Linked DNA regions of Homo sapiens: region 1 is linked to region 2. A link is an interaction called in ENCODE POLR2A ChIA-PET data of the cell type or tissue named here. Cell type or tissue: MCF 10A. All regions are shown on one strand. Region 1 overlaps MIGA1 (mitoguardin 1). Region 2 holds the start of FUBP1 (far upstream element binding protein 1).

Evidence for each region. Peaks named below come from ENCODE experiments on the same cell type or tissue, not always from the same donor. Only the 100,000 strongest peaks of a DNase experiment are listed, where the experiment ranks them.
Region 1: POLR2A ChIA-PET joins it to region 2 with 10 read pairs; 6 of 35 experiments call an interaction of 5 or more read pairs at or near these places.

What each region holds. Positions count from the first base shown.
Region 1 is chr1:77,832,021-77,834,520 of GRCh38, reverse strand. The region is part of intron 7 of MIGA1 (mitoguardin 1); the gene reads right to left. Among named protein-coding and RNA genes, the nearest start is that of MIGA1, 54 kb to the right of the region's middle. In MCF 10A, no CTCF peak of the experiment used is centred here; a DNase peak (open chromatin) is centred at 1,390.
Region 2 is chr1:77,977,691-77,980,190 of GRCh38, reverse strand. FUBP1 (far upstream element binding protein 1) reads left to right here and starts at 1,119. Exons shown (of 20, transcript NM_003902.5): 1 at 1,119-1,306. The coding sequence starts at 1,187. It also overlaps a transcript of DNAJB4 not described here. RefSeq lists enhancers at 646-705, 716-865, 1,176-1,305, 1,316-1,375, 1,386-1,435 and 1 more. In MCF 10A, a CTCF peak has its summit at 653; DNase peaks (open chromatin) are centred at 700, 1,020 and 1,870.

The DNA of each region.
Region 1 (2,500 bases), 150 kb after region 2:
AAGAGAAACAATAAAATCCACTGAAACAAAAGAAAAGAGAACTTGGGGCAGGTGCAGTGGCTCATGCCTGCAATTCTGGTGCTTTGGGAGGCTGAGGCGGGAGGACCACTTGACCCCAAGAGTTCAAGACCAGCCCAAGCAACATACCGAAATCCCATCTCTATATAAAATAAAAACATTAGCCAGGCATGGTTGTGTGCACAATGTAGTCCAGCTATTCAGGAGACTGAGGCAGGAGGATCACTTGAGCCTAGGAGTTTGAGGCTGCAGTGAGTTAGGATCACGCCACTGCGCTCCAGCCTGGACAACAGAGTGAGACCCTGTTCCTCTAAAAAAGAAAAAAAAAGTTATATATGATGAGGTGGTGGGAATAATAAAAAAAAAGAAAAAAGGAGAACTTGTCAAAGTTCTTGATTTGTGATGACGTATAAAGTTTCACCCATGTGAAATAATGTATGTACAAAACAGCCTGATATTACCCAAAAGAAGATTTCCACAATAGTTGTCTCTGGCATTCCCTATTTATCAAAATTTTTATATACTATGATTGACCAACACAACAACTGTGATTCCTAACTGGGAAGTACAGCTGCCAATGCAAAGTGAGTAACACAAGGAAAGGGAATGGGAACCATTCAAACACTTTAGAAGAGTAACAGCATTTTCTACACCCTCCCCCCTTTTGTTTAAAGAAGAAAGAAGTGACTAGATTAACCCAAACTGGAGCAAGAAGTCATTAAGATTAGGTCTGCAGTTACAGAGACTTGAGCAGGGCCACGAGGTACAACTGGTCATTCTGTATGTTACACAAAGGTCCCCTGCCACAGGAATAAGTCGGGGCAGAAATCCAGCCCAAATACTAGACCTGCATCTTCCTGAAGGAAAGTGGACCTTCTTCTTGGCACAAAGGTCCCCTCCCAAGGGGCTTACATGGATGGCCCTTTGTCTAAATCACATAAAGGCCTTATATGGGCAGTGATGGTCCTGGACATAGAAATCCAAGCTGTTAAGACATAACTTCAACACAAAACAGGCAAAGGCAAGCACCAGAAATTTCTCATGTTTCTGGGACCCCAACAATTTTCATTATATTGCTTTCTTCTCTGAACCTACTTTAACTTGTATAATACCAGTTAGATTTCATTTTGTGTTATTACTAAACCCTTTAAAAATAAGATTATGAGCCTTACACATGGGAGGAAATTACTAAGCCAAATTTCTCATATGTTGTACAATGTGTACTCTGTATATTTAGATGTCTGAGTATACAACTTAAGCTGGCAATTCATATCATTCCCTAAAAATAAACCCTCAGGGAGTTTATCCTCCAACCACAATGATTCTGCAGGAATGGGAGAGGACAAGGTCTCAGAGCTTCAACTTGGGGCTGACATTTGATGTAAGATGTTAGGCTGAGGTATTTCCTCTTGTTGCCAAGTTCATTCAGTATTTCTAAATGTTCTATCTGGCTGCTTACCAAAAAAGAAGAATAACATCTCTCTAGTGGTCAAGAGGTTCTACTTGACAGCTTTTCCTATGCTCTGCCAGAGAATTTGTGCAGTCAGTACTAAGCTGGCAAAATCTCTAATTTTCCCTTAAAGGATGTCTCACTGACTCAATAAAATCTTATAAAGGAGCAGCAACAAAAATGGATAAAATATTTAAACTGTGCCAGCCACACTTCCAGACTTCTTCAAACTCATAAATTTGATTATGACTTCTTATAATCCTCAACGGCTCCCTTTTGTCTAAAGGTACAAAGCAAGGACCTTCATAATTTATGTCCTGCCCAGCTTTCTAGGTTCATCTCCTACCACTCCCCACCTATATTGTGTTTCCAAAACATATCAAAGAACTTGTAGTTCCCTAAACAGGCTCCACTCTGCACCTTGATCCATGTTCTTCCCTCTGCTAGGAATGCTCTTTTCTCAACTGTCTCCCTAGCAGACCATCTTTCTTTAAGTGTCACTCCTCCTGTGAAACGTTCCCATGAGCCCCGCTCCATGAATAATCACATGCTTTTCCTTAGTGTTCCCATAGCACTTTATAAACATGTTATTATGTACTTACTCCACTGTCTGTGTATTTTTTAATGCCTGTTTCCAAAACTAGACTCTGCATTGCCTAAAGGCAGAGATGAAATCTTCATCTTTATTTCTCCAGTGTCTTATACCATGTTTGACATATACTAGGAAATTAAATGTTTGCTAAATAAATATTACAGACCCAAGATTCTGTGAGCTCATTCTGTAAAAACATAGATTAGGAAGATGCCTAAACACTTATCTGAAATATGTGAAGCAATGCTTTCAATAAAGCCACAAAAATTCCTGGTTTAAGATCTAAATCTGTTCCTACACATCAATATAAAAGAATCTCAAAGTCCTCTGTTTCAGCCACAAAAATAACATTTATCACACAGGCTTCAGTGTTGCCTGCTAATACTACTACTGTACATATATACTACTCTTCACAGGAAGTGTAACTACACAAAATATGA
Region 2 (2,500 bases):
CCTTAACAGGCCGGGCGCAGTGCCTCGCGCCTATAATCCTAGCATTCTGGGAGGCCGAGGCGGGTGGATCACGAGGTCACGAGATCGAGACCATCCTGGCTAACACGGTGAAACCCCGTCTCTACTACAAACGCAAAAAATTAGCCCAGACGTGGTGGCAGGCGCCTGTTGTCCCAGCTACTCGGGAGGCTGAGGCAGGAGAATCGCTTGAACCCAGGAGGCGGAGGATGCAGTGAGCCGAGACCGCGCCACTGCACTCCAGCCTGGGTAACAGAGCGAGACTCTCAAAACAAACAAACAAACAAAAAAAAACCCTTAATAAAAATGGCCATGGACACATACATATACTAGGTTATTAAATCTGGCTAACACTGAACTTTAAGAACAATCACGTTTTTGGATAAAGAAAAGGGCAGTCATACTTTTAGAGCCTCATCCACATTATTTTAAACAAAAAACTTAAAATATGGTCGAGAACTAACAGGCTTCCAGCCTGAATTCAACACCCACCCTCGTGATAAAACTAAAAAATCGGACAGTCTGTAAGTAAAATACAGGGACACTTTACTACCCTGAAAATCATGCTGGGTTCCCGCTACGCCGGGCAGACGTTTTCAGGAGCATCACCGCGCGGCGTCTCGGACGCACTTCTCCTGGCGCCCTCCGGGCGGCAGCGCTCTCGAGACACTGTTGCTTCGCCGTCACGCCCGTCGTTGTCACGCCCTTCCCCGCGGACACCGAGAATGACCCATAGCGGAAAATTCTACCGCACTACCTCCCTGAGGCAGCGACCGGTAAGAAACAACCTTTTCTTCAGGCTTCCCACCACCCAAACACAGTCGCAGTCAACTGGCCACTATCACCCACCACCCTGCAGGAACAATTACCCAGCCTCACCCCAAGAACGCGCGGAGAGGAGGTGCCAAAAGAAATTCTGTTCTCGCGAAGTCTTAAACTTAATCCTCGCGACGTCTCTGTTCCTGTCGTTCTTTCTCAGCCCTAACCCACACCAGCGCGTTGCCTCGGAAACATCGCGAGATTTTGTTCCTTCAGTCTCCGCCCCTTTACGGCACGATGGTCGCGCAAGAATGTAATAGAGCTTCGACGGCCGCCATTTTCTTTCTTTCTTAGCTGTTAGCTGAGAGGAAGTCTCTGAACAGGCGGCAGCGGCTCTTATAGTGCAACCATGGCAGACTATTCAACAGTGCCTCCCCCCTCTTCTGGCTCAGCTGGTGGCGGTGGTGGCGGCGGTGGTGGTGGAGGAGTTAACGACGCTTTCAAAGATGCACTGCAGAGAGCCCGGCAGGTAAGTGTGGACCGCGCGGCGGAATCCCGAAAGCTCACGGTAATTGGCCGCTGACTGAGTAGGCCGCTACCCTTAAGCGCATGAGGAAGAGGAAAGAGGTGTTCTTCCGGGCTGAAATGTGAAGAGACACGTTTCCCCATGTTGGTAATAACGATTAGAGACCAGAACCCAGTTTTGTGTTCTTGGTGCCTAATCCACTTAGAACCCCGACGCGTGCTACGCAAAGAAGGCCTGAAGTCTTTCTCCCGCTTCTGCGGCACTCGCGTGTCTCCAGTGAGCTAGTTTAGATAAAGATCCTCTTCCAGGGGATAAAGCGCAGTTAGTTTCACACAATTTAATGGAAGGTTCTGGTAATGAGTTTGGGAAAGAACTAGGGTCTGTCCTGGAGCCATAGCAAGGGAAGGGATTTATCATTAAAGTAGCCTTTACAGCTCATTTCCGTTCTCTCTCGCAATTAAAACCGCTTTCAGTACCATTCACCGTCACACCTCTACAAGGAAGGGACTTGAAAGCAGCCTTTTTCTGGGCGGGATTTACGTGTCAGTCTGTTCCACCAGTCCGCCCCCCTTATTTCTCAAAATGGCCTCAGGCCCATTATACCAGAGGTTTCAATTTGAATCTGCCTCTCAGTTCAGAGTCGTAAACTGACCAGACCTCTTTGTATTACGTAGTGCGTGCATTTGCCCTGAAGGCACCACTTTCCCAGACGAAAGCTGTTAAAATAGTGCGTGTATTCCAGGAAAATAAAAGATACCTTAATTTGAACTTTACATTCTTAGATAGTCCCCTAATATATTTAACATTTCAAAATGTATGGTGTTGGTATAGATTTGCATGTAAGCAAAAGAATCCTATTCTCTGTGACACTATGCATATTGTACTAGGTGCTGGGCATTTTTTACTAGTTTTAAGCTAATGATAATTAGAAACCAGTGTTGTGCTGTGTTTTCGTTGCATTAGGAGTTCACTTAGTTAACTTTTTACCGGGACAGTTGAAGGAACATTGAGTCAAAATTAGAATTCATAAAATCCGTTGTAACACATCTAATGTGAACGCATTATAAACATGTACCTGTACTTTTTTATAACCAGAAATACTAGGAGTAGTCAACAAAAGGTCATCATTAATATTAGTTCTGCGGTTTTTTCCACGTAATTTAAGAAATTCTGAACATGTTTAGCAACAAGCATATA